2 separate regions of the Homo sapiens genome follow, and region 1 is linked to region 2. Evidence: read pairs that join two places in POLR2A ChIA-PET (ENCODE). Cell type or tissue: PC-9. All regions are shown on one strand. Links, peaks and the distances in the headings refer to the core of each region. The heading gives the core; the rest is flanking DNA. Region 1 overlaps LOC105378771 (a long non-coding RNA gene). Region 2 overlaps ROR1 (receptor tyrosine kinase like orphan receptor 1).

Region 1 (9,008 bases), core at 436-8,435, 320 kb before region 2:
TCACTACTAAAAATACAAAAATTAGCCAGGCATGGTGGTGCACACCTGTAATCCCTGCTACTCGGGAGGCTGAGGCAGAATGGCTTGAACTCGGGAGAGGGAGGTTGCAGTGAGCCGAGATTGCACCACAGCACTCCACCCTGGGCAACAGAGCAAGTGAGTCTCTGTCTCAAATTAAATAAATAAATAAAATTTAAAAGTAAATAAAATAAAATAAAATAGGGTTGCCAAATTTTTCAAATAAAGATACAGAATGCCCAGTTATACTTGAATTTCAGATAAACAACAAATAATTTTTTTAACATAAGGAAGTCCCAAATAATGCTAAAAATAATTCCATTATTTAAATTTAACTGAGTGTCCTGGATTTTACCTGGCACCGCCAGAACTGTTAAGAGAAGTGGAAAAAGAGTTCCAGGCAGAGGGAGGAGCTTATTAAATACTGGGAATTAAGAAGACAGTGAGTCAGGGAAACCACAAGATGTTCAGTGTCCAGGAAGAGATGCTCCTATTTCCCAGCCTAGAACAAAGGGATCTGATAGCCCCTCAAGAAGAGAGCTCAAATCTTGCTTTTTTGTCTGTGCCTTCCTATAGCATCTACATGGACACCTGTGGGCATAAGGAGTCCTTCCAACTTCCACTGCCCTTGCCCGCCTTCAGGCCCATCCCATTTCAGATCTCCCAGCAGATTCTCTGCTTTCAACCTCTCTACCAGCATCCAATCCTGTCACATAAGGCTGAAGCTTCCAGGGCCACCTTATCATCATAGATGGCTAGAACTGGGAGGGCATTTGCATTTCAAAGATGAGGCAAGAGTGGATCAAAAAGAGAAAGTGGATTGTACCAAGGACACCCTTGATATGATCAAGGTTAGTGGCAGAGCAAGCATGAGAACTCACATCTGTGACGCCATCCAGGTTTCCTTCTTCTGTACCCCTCAGCACTCTTCCTAAAGTCTTGCTGCTATGACCCCTCCAAGCCTCACAATGAAATTCGGTCCCCAGTGTTGGAAGTGGGACCTAATGGAAGGTATTTGGGTCATGGGGGCAGATCCCTCATGACAGGCTGATGCTGTTCTCACGGTGATGAGTGAGTTCTCAGTCTGTTAGTTCCTGAGAAATCTGGTTGCTAAAAAAGAGGCTGCCACCTCCCTTCTCTTTTTGCTTCTCCTCTCACCATGTGATCTCTGCACACACTGGCTATCCTTGATCTTCCACCATGAGTGGAAGCAGCCTGAAGTCCTCACCAGAAGCAAATGCTGACACCATGCTTCCTGTACAGCCTGCAGAACTGAGAGCCAAATATACCTCTTTAAAAAAAATAAATTACCCAGTCTCAGATATACCTTTATAGCAACACAAATAGAATAAGACAACAGCTTTACCCATTTTGTCTAAATGTTTCTTATTTCTTCATTATCTCAGGAGACAATTAAACCATCCACTCAAACTTTGTCTTATTCATTATGGATGACTGTGTTTTCTCACCTTGAGTAGGTTGCTAATTCTCTAACAAATTAAGTATGTTTGGTGCTTGGGTGTCATGCCCTTCTCATGGGAACTTGTGAAGCCCAGGTGAGTTGATGTTAAGTTTTGGGTCCCAGAAGTCAGAGTTGGGCACAGAACTCTTACCACAATGACCAGTAGTACAAACCACTAGAACAAGGGCTGAGCCAGAGTTCTTGGAATTATCCAAAGATCAAACTGCAGAACTATTATATTAGTGCAAAAGTAATTGCATTTTTCATAATTGTGGTTTTTGCAATTAAAAGTAATTGCAAAGGCTGCAATTACTTTTGCACCAACCTAATATCTCTACGGGCACCCTGAACAGGAGCATGTGGGGTCAGGATCTGGACAGAAATGGAATGAAATGGTTGTAAGTCCAGAGCAGAGAGAAGAGGCAGCAGAATTAGCATGGCATTGTGGGATGAATTATATCCTCCACAAAGAAGATTTTGAAGTGCTAACCTCCAGTACCTCAGAATGTGACCTAATTTGGAAATGGAATCTTCAGAGAAGTAGAGTTAAAATGAGGTCATCAGAGTGGTCCCAATCCAATATGACTGGTGTCCTTCTAAAAAGGGGAGATTTGGACACAAGGGACAGACATACACACAAGAACAATACATGGACATGAAAGTGGAGATTGAGGTGCTGCATCTATAATTCAAGGAATACCGAAGGTTGCCAGCCAACCCCCAGGAGCTAGGAGAGGGGCATGCAACAGATTCTCCCTCACAGCCTCGGAAGGAACCAACCCTGCTGACACCTTAATCTCATACTTCTGGCCTCCAGAACTGTGGGACAATAAGCTTCTGTTGTCCTAAGCCATCCAGTTTTTCATGCTTTGTTATGGCAGCCCTAGCAAATGAATATACATGGAGTATCTTGGAGTGTGCCAGGATTCTGCCATGGACACTTGCTGTCCTCTAACTAGGTGGCATCATCCAGTTCTGTGGCTTCAAAGCCATCTCTAAATCAGTAAATTCCTAATTTAGATCTCCAGCCATGGGCTCATCCCAGAACTTGAAGCTTCTATATCCCACTGTCCATTTGTCACTTTTTTGGATGTCTTTTAGGCACCTCAAATTCATGGGGCTCAAACAGAAATCTTGATCCCCTGCATGATCATAGTCATCTTATTCTTTCCCTGGTGTGATGGTTAATTTTATGTGTCAACTTAGCTGGTCCAGAAGGTGCCCCAATATTTGGTGAAGCATTATCTCTGGGTGTGTCTGGGAGGGTGTTTCTGGGTGAGATGAACATTTGTGTTTGTGGATTGAGGAAAGTTGATTGTCTTCCCTAAGGTGAATGGACTTTATTCAGTCGAGGCCTGAATAGAATAAGAGGCTGAGTAGAAATAATTCTCTCTATATATCTGACTGTCTTTGAGCTGCAACATCAATCCTCTCTTACCTTCAGACTTGGACTGGAACTTACCCCATGGGCTCTTCTGGTTCTCAGGCTTTCAGACTTGGACTGGAACTCTACCATCAGCTCGCCTTAGTCTCTAGTTGCCACCTGCAGATCTCAGACTTCTCAGCCTTCATAATCACATGAGCCAATTCCTTACTCTCTCTCTCTCTCTCTCTCTCTCTGGTGTGTGTGTGTGTGTGTGTGTGTATGTGTGTGTGTGTGTGTGTGTGTGTGTATGTGTGTATGTGTTCTGTTTCTCTGGAGAACCCAGACCAATATATGTAGTTTTTCCTATCTCAACAAATAATCCCCAGGCATCCAGATGCTCAGGCCAAAAATCTAGGAGCTATCCTTCAGTTCTTTCAGTTCAGTGTGCCTGAGAGTGCCATCAACTTGACCTCAGAAATATGCTCTGAAACTCTCCACTTTTCTCTGCTGGTGCCACACAATTCAAGGCACCCAGATTACAGCAATGGGTAATCCACAGCTTCCACTCCTGCCTCACCCCCATTCTCCACACAGCAGCCAAAATGAACTCTTACAAACAAAACCACAGCATACCACCCTCCTTTTAAAACCTTCTAATGACTTCACAACACACTTAGAATAAAAACCAAACATCTAGCCCCAGCTCATAAACATTGCATGATCTCACCCTGACGACCTTTTCAACCTCCTCGCCTGGCGCCCTGGCTACCCTGGCCTGTCATGGGTTCCTCACACACTTTGAGCTTCTTTTTATTGAGACAAGGTCTCACTCTGTCACCCAGGATGGAGTGCAGTGGCACCATCTCGGCTCACTTCAACCTCCACCTCCCCAGTTCAAATGATTCTCATGCCTCAGCCTCCTGAGTGGCTGGAATTACAGGCGTGCGCCACCACATTCAGCTACTGTTGTATTTTCAGTAGAGATGGGGTTTCACCGTGTTGCCCAGGCTGGTCTTGAACTCCTGAGCTCAAGTGCTCTGCTCACATTGGCCTCTCAAAGTGCTGGGATTATAGGCGTGAGCCACCGCTTCCACCTCAAGCTGCTTTTTGACGGACTCTGCACTAGCTGCTTCCTTTTTGCAGAATCCCCTTCGTCCCCTGCCCCCTGTCAATATTCTCATGATGGCCCCATGTCCTTCAGATCGCTGCAAATGCCACCTCCTCAAAGAAGTTTTCCCTGACCAGCCATCCTGAAGCAGCTGCTTCCTCAGTTACATGCCGACAGTGCAATTGTCAGCATGAGTGGTATCTACTACTAGCAAACAAGTTGTCTGTGTTTTTGTGTGTTCATTTCTTTATTTATTTTCTCCGCCTCACAAGAGTATACAGTTCAAGAGAGATATAAGGTCTGCCTTGTTCACCATTCTCTATTCAGTTTCTAAAACAATACCGGAGCCATGGTGAGTGCCTGACAGGCATTTGTTGAATGACTGCCGTGTGGCTTTGAGATGTATATTCATGGCTCTTTGGACTATGCAGGTGGATCAGCCTGGTTTAAAAATAGAGGATTAGACAGACATTGACTCCTGGTACATGGTTGATATTTGCAGCAAGCATTCCTGAGGGCCCATGCCACAGCCCCGAAGCCCACCTCTGATTTCAGCTACAGCTGTAGTAGGCGGTTCTATGCTTCCTGCTCCCTAAGCTTTTTTTTTTTTTCTTTTTCTTTCTTTTCTTGACAGAGTCTCACTCTGGAGTCTCACTCTGTTGCCCAGGCTGGAGTGCAGTGGTGTGATCTCGGCTCACTGCAACCTCCTTCTCCTGGGTTCAAGCGATTCTCCTGCCTCAGCCTCCCAAGTAGCTGGGATTACAGGTGCATGCCACCACGCCTGGCTAATTTTTATAATTTTAGTAGAGATAGGGTTTCGCCATGGCCAAGCTGGTCTCGAACTCCTGACCTCAAGTGATCCTCCCGCCTTGGCCTCCCAAAGTGTTGGAATTACAGGTGTGAGCCACCACGCCTGGCTCCTAAACCTTTCTTGGGGATTTTGAAGAGGCAAGGCAAGGAAAAGCAAAAAGAAAAAGGCACAGTCCAGAAGAGCTAGAGAGTTCATGCCCCTAGGATAATCTTCAACAAATGAGAGGTGGGAGTTTATGGATAAAAAGCCTCCAGTCTTACAGAGGAACTACCCAAGGTGTATGCTACACAATTTCTCATGGGGGCTCCCGCAGAAGTGAACCGTAGTTGCTCATAGTAGTAACTAGCTCATACTCTCCTGTTGGCTGTTCCTCCTTCTCTGTCTTCCTCTCCCTGCCCCCTCCTTTCTGTTTTCTGGCTCACCTCCCAAGTAAACTACCTGCATCCAAATCTTTGTCCTGGGCTCTGCTTTCAGGGGATAAGATAATGCTTAATAGTTTTTGGATGCGTGAATGATTCAATTGTGGTAGACAGTTTCAAAGCAATTTAAGAAGTGTTCTTTGCCATATACTTGGAAAATATTATTAAAAGCTATTCTCAACTGCTTGTATAGTCTATAGATTAATATGTTTTTGTTATGCTGTTCCTTTTTTAAAATAGATTTTTATTTGTATGGATAATATCGATTTACAAAAGGATAATTTAGGTTTACATGCTTAAAGTTTCCAAGGTACCTTCTTTCCCATGGAATTCATTTGCCTGTTAGGCTCTAATTATTCCAGTCTGTATGACCTTGACCGAAACACTTCACTTCTCATTCTCCCTGCATATAAAATGAGTGAGCTAGATAGATACTTTCTGCAGTATATTTAGGTGCTGAGGTTCCGTAGGTCTATATGCAAGATCAGATTGTGTTTATTGAAGGCAAAACAGTCCTATTTCGAGGCAGGGGCTGCTTCTTAGGACCAGAGGTGGATGTATCATGAGGCTAGTGAAGCCTAAGCTTCAGGATCCTGCCTTTGCTCTGACCCCATGCAAGGCCCCACTGGGAAGCACCCTAGCAATGTGCTCATGTGGTTATATGCTTTGGTAAAATGTGCAATCATAATATTGTTTCTTGTTTTCCTCAGTGAAGGTCTCCCTTTTTTATTTTTGGAAATGGAGATTCGCTCTTGTTACCCAGGCTGGAGTGCAATGGCGCAATCTCAGCTCACTGCAACCTCTGCCTCCCGGGTTCAAGTGATTCTCCTGCCTCAGTCTCCCAAGTAGCTGGGATAACAGGCATGCGCCACCACGCCTGGCTAATTTTTGTATTTTTAGTAGAGACAGGATTTCTCCATGTTGGTCAGGGTGGTCTTGAACTCCTGACCTCAGGTGATCTGCCCGCCTTGGCCTCCCAAAGTGTTGGGATTACAGGTGTGAGCCACTGTGCCCAGCCAGGTCTCCGTCTCCCACTTCTTTCTTTTCTTCTTTTTTTTTTTTTTTTGAGACAGACTCTTGCTCTGTTGCCCAGGCTGGAGTGCAGTGGCATGATCTCGGCTCACTGCAACTTCTGCGTCTCAGGTCCAGGCAATTCTCCTGCCTCAGCCTCCCAAGTAGCTGGGACTACAGACGCCTGCCACCACGCCTGGCTAATTTTTGTATTTTTAGTAGAGACAGGGTTTCACCATATTGGCCAGGCTGGTCTTGAACTCCTGACCTTGTGATCCACCCACCTCAGCCTCCCAAAGTGCTGGGATTACAGGTGTCAGCCACCACGCCTGGCCAGATCTCCCATCTCTTATAAGCTCTGCAAGCCTGGATCTGCCCTATGGCCTCTTCCTGTGCCCTGGTTAAAGTCTGTCATGACTTCTTCTTGCTGTGGCCACAGTCTAGCTGCAATGACTGCAGCCTGAGGGGTCCACATGGAGAGATGCAATCCACTCTTATTTGCTGTGTAAGTAAACAATGGGTGCATTTAGATTTCAACATGACTCTATCTTCAAAGTCCCTGAATTGAAGTCCTTGCACTGCTGAACTATCTTTTGGATTTTAGAATCGGGGTGGTTCCGAGTCTTAATTAGCACACTTTAGTCTAGACTACTTCTGTCTCCCTGAAAATGGTTTTAACAAATGATAGGTCATGCTTGTTAGGTAGGCTCTTGGCCACAAAAAGGCCTCGAATTAATCTGCTCCACAGTATTTATTTATATGTAAAGTTTACCTATCATTATTGAGTGTTAGGCACTGTGTTAAGAGCTTTACAAGCATTGGTTCTCCTCCGAAGAATGTTGTGAAGCATTATCCCCAATATATCGATGAAGAAACCTAGGCCCAGAGAGGTTAAGAAAATTCCCCAAAATCTCACAGCTCCAAAATGGGAAAGTAAAAAAAAAAATTTTTTTTTAAATTTTAGACAGATCTCGCTCTGTCGCCCCAACTGGAGTGCAGTGGTGCGATCTCGGCTCACTGCAACCTCTGCCTCCCAGGTTCAAGCGATTCTCCTGCCTCAGCCAGGCCCAAAGTACAAATTTAAAACAAAGTTTCAAAATCCTCCTGGCAAAATATCCATAGACTCTTGGAGATGACACATTTGAGGGACAACATTGGTTTTCAAGTTAAGATTTTGATATACTTTTTAAAAATCACTACTTTTTCTTTCTTTCTTTCTTTCTTTCTTTCTTTCTTTCTTTCTTTCTTTCTTTCTTTCTTTCTTTCTTTCTTTCTTTCTTTCCTTCTTTCTTTCTTTATTTTTTGAGACAGAGTCTTGCTCTGTCACCCAGACTGGAGTGCAGTGGCATGATCTTGGCTCACTGAAACCTCTGCCTCCTGGGTTCAAGCAATTCTCCTGTCTCAGCCTCTCGAGTAGCTGGGACTGCAGGTGCACACCACCACACCCGGTTAATTTTGTATTTTTAGTAGAGATGGGGTTTCGCCATGTTGCCCAGGCTGGTCTTGAACTCCTGACCTCAGGTGATCCACCCACCTCGGCCTCCCAAAGTGCTGGGAATACAGGTGTGAGCCACCGTGCCCAGCCAAAAATCACTACTATTTTTGTACTTATGTTTTATAAGTGACCATTATGCCATATATATGTATCATTCATTCCTTCATTTATACATCCATCCCTCCATCCATTCACCTACTCCTTCATCCATCCATCCATCCATCCATTCATCTATTTGTCCATCTGTCCATCCAACCATCCATCCATCCAACCATCCACCCACTCACCCATGCACTGGTCCACTCATCATATTATACACACATCTATCTATCCGCTTACCCACCCACCCTCCATCCATCCATCCCCCATCCATTCATCCATTCACCATCCATCCTTCCATCCATTCATCCATCCATCCATCCCTTCTTCCATCCACTTCTTCATCCATCTATCCACCCATCCACCCATCTGTCCATCCATCCATCCTACAATCTTCCCTGCACCAGGTCCTATTCTAGGTGCCAGACATCACACATCCATTTCCATGACACATTGCCTTTCATATTATTTCTCACACTCAGAACAGCATCCCTCCTCCTCTGTCTGTCCAAATATTACCAGCTCTCACGTGCCATTCAGATTCCTCATCCGCACTGAAATTTTCTCTCCCTACATTAAATCAAATAATTTCAGTCCAAATCTGGATTTGATGTAATATTAGGACCACAAGGCTGGCTGTGGTGGCTCACATCTGTGTGAGGCACTTTGGGAGGCTGAGGTGGGAGGGAGGAATCCTTGAGCTCAGGAATTTGAGACTCACCTGAGCAATATAGTGAGACCCTGTCTTTACAAAAAAAAAAAAAAAAAAATCAGCTGGGTGTGGTGGCATGTGCCTGTGGTCCTAGCTACTGGGGAGGCTAAGGTGGGAGGATCGCTTGAGCCCAGGAGGTCAAGGCTGCAGTGAGAAAAAAAAAATCCACAAGAATTAGAATTTGACAGATTTGGCTTAAAATCCCAGCTCTGCCCCTTCAATGGCTGTGTAACCAAATTGTTTTATTCTGTCTCTAGTTTCCTCATTTGTTAAATGGAAATAATAATAATAATTAGAATAGTAATTATGATAATATCTGTCTTAAAGGTGATTGGAAGATTCAATGAGCAGTTGAACGTTAAATACATGGCAGGAAGTAGATGTTTAATAAAAGTTATTTTTTCTGTCTCCGTGTCGCTCCTTCCATCTCCAAAAAACTGACCCAGTGGTCTGTACTGCAACTGACTCAGATTCAGGTTGTTAATTAATCATTTAATGTGTTTAAAT
Region 2 (9,008 bases), core at 328-8,327:
TAGATTAGTTCTTAACCTCATTGAGCCTTAGAGTTCTCATCTGTAAATGGACATGTATTACCCACAAATAATTCTATATAACAAATTACCCCAAAATATAGTGTCTTAAAACAATGAGCATTTATTTAGCTGAAGAATAAATGAGCTATTATTTATTATTATAGCTATTATCAAAAAAGATTGGTTAGGCGGTTCTCTGATCTGGACTGAGCCAAGGTGATCTCGGCACATGCTATTAGCCAAAGCAAGTCTAGATTCAATGGTACAGAAATACACTCCACCTCTTCATTGGAGGAGATACAAAAAGATGTGGATACAGGGAGGAATAAATTGTGGGCATTTTATAGTCTACTACACTACCTTATAGGAATAAATGTGATAATATAGGGAGCATGCAGCTATCATATCACCTATGCATTCAGAAAACGTCTATTGACTACCTACTATGAGTTTGGTGCAACATTGATACTGTGAGATACTGTGAGTAACGTAGAAGAAAGTAAAATCTCATCCCCAGCCTCAAGAAGCATACAATCTTATTAAAAAGATGTACCCCCAAAGAAACTGTAGATCACCTTACAAAGTGCAAAGTCTCTTAAGAGTGGAACAGATAAAATACTGTGGGGTTTCAGAAGAGGGAGAAATTAAACTAAAAGGCTCTGGGAAGAGATTCTCGTCCCAACTTATGCTCTGCTAATGTTTTCCTCGATTTAACTTTGATTATTGATCTCCCCAGGCTATCAGTAATGACATGGTGCAGGAAACCCAGTCCAGACAGGCGAAACATTTTAAACTGGTGCAATTTCAGGTGAATTAAGTATTTGAACATTGCCAGCCATCCAGATTCTACACGCCCAGGCTAATATGGCTGGAGCAAAACCATCTTACTGTCTTGCAGGATGATAGTAATCCTCTTAAATTTATCTCTCTGATTAAGATAATTTCCACTAATCCAGGAGTCCCTCAATCCCATGAACTTAAACACTTGATTTCCAGGGACAGCCAGAAGGTATAAATCACACTTTTAATATATTTTTCTGAAAATAGTTCTTTTTTTCCCCCCTTTCACGCCTCACAGTTTGGAGCTTTGAAATAATTGAATTAACAGTGCGCTAGAGGGGGTTAGACAAAAACAAAAACTGGGAAAGGGACTTTACCAGCAGTGCAGTAGAGAGCCTGAGTGGAGCCAGGATTGGGTGAGGAGAGATCATGGCTATGTTCTGGCAGTTGGTGACATGTCAGGGGACCTTAGGCAAGTTCTCTGCCCGAGTCTGGGTTTCTTCAAGTCCAACCAGGGTATGATTATCTCAGGCCTTGATCCTTTGCATGTGGAGTCATGAGCTAATGTCTGTTCTGTGTACGGACTTTCTTGAAAGGAAAAGTGCTACCTAAATACAAGGTACTTGTATTACTGTAAGGTGCTTGGAATCTTAATAGCTTTCTCAACTGCAGCCAAAGTGGGCTTCTCTTTGTAAATGCTTTAAGTGGCTGAGAATCAAGGCTGAAAAGGGGTTTGTTTTTCTCCCCATCTATGCCTAGAGTAGGATGGCTGCACGTTTTTAGGGCTTGCCCAATTTGCCCATTTATAATGGAGGGCTCCACAGACATCACAGCCATTGAAATCCTATGTAAAATAGAGAAAGGCTAAGACAATACTACACACTGCTTTTTGCAGGAAAATAATTTTCTATGTAAAAGTATAGTTGTCTAATTCAGTGGTCAACCAATTAAGAGAACCTTCAAGTTAGACCTAAATATTTGGCTTTGAAAGACGTTCAAGAGGTACCAGTTTTGTTGTTGGTTAATATTCATTGAGCTGTCTCAATGTTGAGGTTGCTGCCCACACTGAAATTTTATGACAAAAGCAAAAGTAACATTTTAATTGGCTAACTCCCTTTCCCCTAGACTCTTAAATTACATTAAAGTTCTCAGTTCATTTAAAGCTTTTTGTGTTTTTCAGTTATTTTTACAGACATATTATCTGGGTTTCCTTACCCTGGTGGTTTGTAGAGGATCGGTGCTAGGCTGCAGGTTATGTTAAGACTCACCTAGGGAGATTCAATAGTTTAGAGACAGGGGTCGAAAAATCATTATTTTTTTTAACATGCTCCCCAGCTGAGTTTGGGAATCATTACATTAAACACTCTTCAGGCTGTATCTATGGTTAGTTTCTGTATCTATGATTAGTGTTTTTTTTTTTTAAAAGTCTTTACCCAATTGTGAGAACTGCTACTTCGCTAAAAGTTTACCATCTGCTGGACATTGAAGTCATCTCCAAATATTATCCCAGTTAAGCCTCATAACAGTCCTGCAAGGTCATTACTATTATGCCCATTTTATGAATGAGGAACTGAGTCTTAGAGGTATGAAGTAATTTTAAGCTGGTGTGTAACAGAGCTGGGATTTGTGTTTGAACAACACAAAGCTGACACCTTTCATCCTTGTGCTGAACTGCCTCCCATCTAACCTATTCCAGGATCATTTAGTAGTCAGGCAGGACACAAAGAAAGCATGAGACATGACCCTCCCTCTCAAGAAGTTTACTGTCTGAGAAGAATGAAAGGAAGAACACATACTCACTGGTGGCCAAAGGAACATAAAATTAAGTGGAAAATTGTAAAGTAGAAAATTAGGGTAATTTAAGGTTTTTTTTTTTTGTCTTTTCAATAGTAAACTGAGTATCATTGAATTAGGGGGTTTATTTTCTTTCCTATTAAATTACATGGTTGTTTTGCTGTGATTTGAACATAGTGTGAATCAGAAGCATCCTTCTGTTTGAGGTCCCAACATGAAAAATATTTTTATTGATATCAGTGTTATAATCTTTCAAGGAGATGCAATTTGTGCATCAACATATTCTGTTTTACATATTCTATTTTGCCATTGGTCTCTAAACACACAGGTTGGAGCAGAAATAATGTAACCTGTACCTAGTACCATGTTGAATGGACAATTATTTTATCTTTTTCAGGGGCTAAGTGTAAACTAGAAAGACAAAAGGAACTGAAAGTTTAGAACGTCTTAGACAAGTACATTAGGCTAACCCTCCATTCCCAGCAGATATTTATGTTGCTAGGGAAATAAAAGCCAGAAAGACTCAGTTCTGATTGAAGAATCAATTTAGGAGGTTGATATGGTTTAGCTCTGTGTCCCCACCCAAATCTCATCTTGAATTGTACTCTCATAATTTCCATGTGTTGAGGGACCCAGTGGGAGATAATTGAATCGTGGGGACGGTTTCCCCTGTACTGTTCTTGTGGTAGTGACTAAGTCTCACAAGAGCTGATGGTTTTATAAGGGATTTCCACTTTTGCTTCTCTCTCATCCTCTCTTGCCAACGCCATACTGTAAGAAGTACCTTTCGCCTTCCTCCATGATTGCGAGGCCTCTCCAGCCACGTGGAATTGTGAGTCCATTAAACCTGTTTTTCTTCCCAGTCTCGGGTATGTCTTTATCAGCAGCATGAAAACAGACTAATACAGAAATACAGACGTATACATGGCCAAGGCCAAATCACTAAAACTGAGGGAGGCATTCTCTGTTTCCAATAGAAGGCTCCTTTGAGTATCCAAGTTTGCAGGCAAAGACAGATACGTGATTATGACAGGTGAAGATGTACCCACTGTAGACCATCTTTTCTATGAAGATCGGAGTCTTTCTTGGGGAGGTGCTATCCTCACCAGGTCTCAGCTCACTGTTTAGTTGTGGTGGAAAATTCTGTTTTATTCAAAGGAAGAAATTAGATTATCCAGGATTCCATGTCTATCTAAATATCTGGTTTGCCATAAGCCACATAAGCCTCATCACCAAAATCTTTGGTCAGGACAAGATCCTCCAGAACTGTGCTAAGCCCTTTGTCCTTCCCAGGCCCCTATTGCAGCATTTATCATATTATACTTTAATTTTTTGTTTGCTTCTCTGTGTTCCTACCAGAAAATGAGCTCCATGAAGTAAAGAACTGTCTCAATTTTGTTCACCATTATATCCTAGCACCTGGCTAGCACTTAGCTAGTCTGGAACAGAATAGGTGCTCAATAAATATTTGTTAGATGGATGGATGGATGGATAAATCAATGAACAAACAAATGAATTTAATATCATTAAACTCCAAATGAACATAAGGAGTTGTGTAGCTCCTTGTGGCAATATAGTTTTCTAAACTGTCTGCTAATATACTATGGCTTTAGGAAACACCCAGTATAACTTCATTCCCATTGTGTATAGGACTTAACCAAGACTTCACTTGTTTTTAAAGAGTCAAGAACAAACTCTCAGTCTGTCATGGAATTGCAGCTGTGAAAGCATCTTCCTTGTGTCTCTTGTTTCTTTTGAGTGGCATGTGACTTTGAATTGGCCAGAGACAATTAGTAGGTAATAGATTTTTATTATAAAATGGATTATAAAATATGAAATGAAAATGTACGTGGGCCATACAAAGGGGAAAATGAAATGGCAAACTCCATAAGACAAAGACAGATGACACAGAAAGATGAGTAAGAAGAAAAAATTGCCTGGAGGCACTTTTTGGGGGAAGCATGTTTAAGGAAGGGCAGTCAAGTGGAAATAGGAAAAAAAGAGTAAAGTTTGTTGATGTCATTGGAAACCCGAGATGTCCACAGCTACTGAAAGGAAATGAAATGGAACCTCTGTAGGGAGCTGAGACCAGTTTCTGAGCGAAGCATTCTGCAGCATGCCTCCTCCCTTTTATACTCTGTCTTTGCCAGCTTCTTCTGAGGCCAGAAATAAACAAATTATTTTATTGTATTAAGCATCCATTGAGTCTCCAGTGGCACCATGGATGAATGAGGGAGTGTTAACTTTGGGTCCACTCATTTGAACTTCTCCTTGGGGAAAAGCAAGATATGAACCATTTTGAAATTTATTTTAGGACTTTCCACTGTCCCTAAGGAGATCCTGCCTCCTTAGTAACTAGTTGGGATGTTTCTTTCTTGTCTTTAACAAACAAAACAAATAACGACAAAAAGAACTAGAAGGCCCTGGATTGGAAAAAGTTGCTATGGCTGTAGTGGAGTGAGACCATTACTGAGTTATTTGCACTTCCTCCAATGTGCCATGGTCTTTCTAATACATAGGTCTCCTCTTAACCCAGAACAATCTTTCAAAGGACCACCTTCCTGCCCTTTGGGATTCCTCCTCCCCAAACGGGAATATGTATTCTTCCTCAGTGATGTCTTAGAACCCTGTGCCTACCTCTGTTGTACCTCTGATCACATATTTACCTCTTATCACATATTTACTTTTAGAGCCATGGCTTATTTTAAAATATTAAACACATTTCCCAATGTATTTGCTTATTATTGCTTCTTACATACAACTCTTCCTTCTAAATGCAGTTTCCTTTTTACAGGAATGAATAATTTAGCACAGAAGTCTATGCATGGGTTCATGACAGCTTTATTTGTAACAGCCAGAAAATGGAAACCACCAAATGTTTGCAGCGAATGGTTAAACAAAATGTGGCATGTCCATACCATGGAATACTCTACACAGCAATAAAAACAAACAAACGATTGATACATGCAACAAAGTAGATGAATCTCAAGGGCATTATGCTGAGTAAAAGAAGCCAGTTTTTAAAAGGTCACATACTAAATGAGTCTGTTTATACAACATTCCTGAAACAACAAAATTATAGCAATGGAGAACAGATTAGTGGTTGCCAGTGGTCAGGAATGGTTGGGAGGAGGGAGATGGGTAGGACTGCAAAGGGGTTGCACACAGGAAATCTTTGTGGTGACAAAATTGTTTTATCTTGACTGTGGTAGTGGTTACTCGAATCTACGCTTGCAATGAAATGGCAGAACTATATATACATATTTTAACAATGTCAAATTCCTGGCTTTGACATTATACCATAATTCTGTGAGCTGTTAACTATTGGGAGAAACTGGGTGAAGGGTGCAGAATCTCTCTGGTCTTTACACAGCTTTTGATGTCTTATGGAGACGTTTCCCTCAACCCCACCCAAGTCCTGAATGGACTTTCAAGAGTCCTAGCAGCTTCTCTGGACTGTTAGGAGAAGTATTTCCAGCACCTTCCCACAGGTAGGGCGGCTCTCCCAGGCTCTAGTAAAGACTTTAGGCAGGGAGCTCAGATTTCGCTCTGGCCTAGGGCTACATCTTGGATTATTAAATGAACATTAAAACTGCAGGCCCCAGTCCACAGGGCCCATATTCATAGGCACCTTCAGCATCGGCGTCCACTTTGTGTTATCCTTTTTGGCACCAAGAATTTCCTTTTCTTTCCATCTCAGCTATGCATCATATATTTCCTTGTGACATTTTATTCAGTACTCTTCAAGTTTTTAGTCTCGTTGTGGTGGGGGTGGTGGCTAGGGGACAGGGAGGCTGTTTTTGTCAGGTCTTATTGTTAACCCCATCACGCTGTTTATAATTGCCTGTTTGTGGTCATGTACTCCTCTCCCACCAGACTGTAAGGTTTTAGAAGGTGTTAGGGACCAGTTCAACCTTTTTTTTTTTTTTTTTTTTTGAGACGGAGTCTCGCTCTGTCACCAGGCTGGAGTGCAGTGGCACAGTCTTGGCTCGCTGCAACCTCTGACTCCCTGGTTCAAGCGATTCTCCTGCCTCAGCCTCCCGAGTAGCTGGGATTACAGGCATGCACCACCACGCCCAGCTAATTTTTGTATTTTCAGTAGAGACGGGGTTTCACCATGTTGGCCAGGATGATCTCGATCTCCTGACCTTGTGATCCTAGCCTCCTAAAGTGCTGGGATTACAGGCGTGAGCCATTGCGCCCGGCCTGGTTCGAGCTTTTTCATCCGAGTTCTTACACATAGAAAGTGCTAATACATATGCATATATAATGAATGAATAAGTCAATCTCTATAGTTCCATGGAAGAGAGCCCAAGTATGATAGTTTTAAAGTAATATAGTTTTCAAGAATACAGTCTATTTTTATTCACTTTAAAGATGTGTGTCATTGTGGTGCTTTTTGTAGCATAGTTTCTTTAAATACAAGAACTGCATGTGGTCTATAGGTTGAATTTAATAGATTTTAAAAAAGGAACAGCATCTCCAAAGAGGAAAAAAAAAGGCATTTAAGTGTGATTCAAGAAGTATTTCCTCTCCTCACCTTGTGCTGTGCCATCCTTTGGGGATTTTAGAATTGGTGAAACAAACATTGATCGTTGAGGAGCTTGGCCTCTGGTATTGGTTCTCCAGCTATGTACTGCAGAGCTTAGAGTTCCACAGGGGACCTCTGGGGCTGAAGGGGGTTTAAGCCAGGGAGCAAGTGGTTATGTCTCTCAGCTCCTTCCCCCATCCCCCATGTGGCACAGTTGAAGATGCTCTGGCTTTGCCCTCAGTCTTCCTGGATTTGATGATGATCCCCCTCCCTACCCTGACAAGCTGATTGGGCAGCTGCCTTCATTCTGCCTCAGGTTCATCAATCATAAAATGAAGATAATAAAGGTACCTACCTTATAGACTGTTGACGGTTGAGAAGATCTCTGAGCACAAGCAGAGTCTTTTGGACTTTGACAAAACCTAGGCACCTTTTCCTTCCTTTTTTTTCTTTTTCTTTTTTTTCCTGCAGATCTCACCATATAACAATACAAATAATAGCACAAATTTTGATATATTATGAATTTTTCTTCAACAAAGTAATGGATTCATCACATATATAAGAATTATGCTGATTACAATGTAATTACATGGTTAAAAAGTGATTTCGTACTGCAATATAGGTAGTGTGACTGGGTAATTGAGCAGGGGTTTAAAGTTGCAGGATTGTGCCATCTTCTTTCTTTGTGACTATATTGATAACTTCATTTAGAGATTGCATCAGAAATCCAAATTTGAGGTCACTGAGGACTAGAAGATCCTTGTAGACATTGAGCATAGTACTTTCCAGTCCTGACTATCCCATATAGGATGAAGAAAACTCCAAATTTTCTCTCTCCTCAGTAAGTCAGCCGAGTCCCTAGTGTGGAGAGGCCCCCTCCTTCAGGACCCCAGATGTGGGGCAATTGTGAGCCTAGGGCTAGAGCATGGCTCAGGTTGACTGACCTTGCACTACTGGGGAATGTAGCCTGCCTGTCCTTTTAAGTTACAGCAGACTCTTACTTTTCCAAACAGGCGCCTTTGGTTGAGGTGATTTACCTGGCTATGGGCGTCTCCATTGAGGCACTAGGGAGAGGAAAGAAACAGGGCTAAAAGCCTTCACCAAACAACATCTAAAGTAACACTGAAAACCAACAGTCTCAAAGCCATCAGCATCTTTGACTGTTTTCCCGCCACCCTCCAAATGATCACAAGTGGAGGCCTTCTTTTACCATAGGAAGAAAGTGTGCCCCTTCTATGTGACTGACCCTGGCTGCTTGGAAATTCCTTGAGTGTCTCTCAAAGCTCGGCCTCTGAGAATACATACCACATCTTATGGCTATACACGGCAGAACATGCAGCTCAGTGAGAAGTCAGCATGTATTTCCTTTTGAGCCACCTCTAAAGTCTGGCTCTATCTTAGAACTTCTGTGATTTTGGCGAAGCCACTTCCCTACCAGGGGCCTCACTTGCTTCCTCTGAAAAATGAGGAGATTGTATGACATAATGTTTTAAACAATTGTTTAAAACATTGGGGCATTTTCCACAGTACCTGTAAACACAACAATATATAAAATAGATAAAAGTAGAGTTGTTCCTTTTGAAGGAGGGTCTAGAGCCTGTACTCTTGTCCTCTGGAACCCCAAATCCTCTTATGTTCCTCTATAAATAGCTCCAAAAAATCCCATGGATCCAAAGAATATAATTTGATAAATATGTCTTGGGCCTTGAGGGCCCACCCAGTTATAACATTCTAGGACTCAGTGAGTGGTCAAGAAAGGCAGTGGGGTAGCCACTTGCTTCTCTTGCATTCAGCCTTTGCAGCTACTGGGCTGGCCGCTGGTCTTGTGAGTATGCGCATGCCTGTGTAACCTCACGCATCACTGAATCGGGGATACAGGATGTGGCATGGCTGGGAGCTTCTT

Evidence for each region. Peaks named below come from ENCODE experiments on the same cell type or tissue, not always from the same donor. Only the 100,000 strongest peaks of a DNase experiment are listed, where the experiment ranks them.
Region 1: POLR2A ChIA-PET joins it to region 2 with 13 read pairs; 2 of 35 experiments call an interaction of 5 or more read pairs at or near these places.

The regions. Positions count from the first base shown.
Region 1 is chr1:63,678,802-63,687,809 of GRCh38, forward strand. All of the region lies in intron 1 of LOC105378771 (a long non-coding RNA gene), which reads left to right. Among named protein-coding and RNA genes, the nearest start is that of PGM1, 90 kb to the left of the region's middle. In PC-9, for the core only: no CTCF peak of the experiment used is centred there; no DNase peak of the experiment used is centred there.
Region 2 is chr1:63,995,643-64,004,650 of GRCh38, forward strand. All of the region lies in intron 1 of ROR1 (receptor tyrosine kinase like orphan receptor 1), which reads left to right. Among named protein-coding and RNA genes, the nearest start is that of ROR1-AS1, 110 kb to the right of the region's middle. In PC-9, for the core only: no CTCF peak of the experiment used is centred there; a DNase peak (open chromatin) is centred at 4,569; H3K27ac peaks cover 1,199 bases.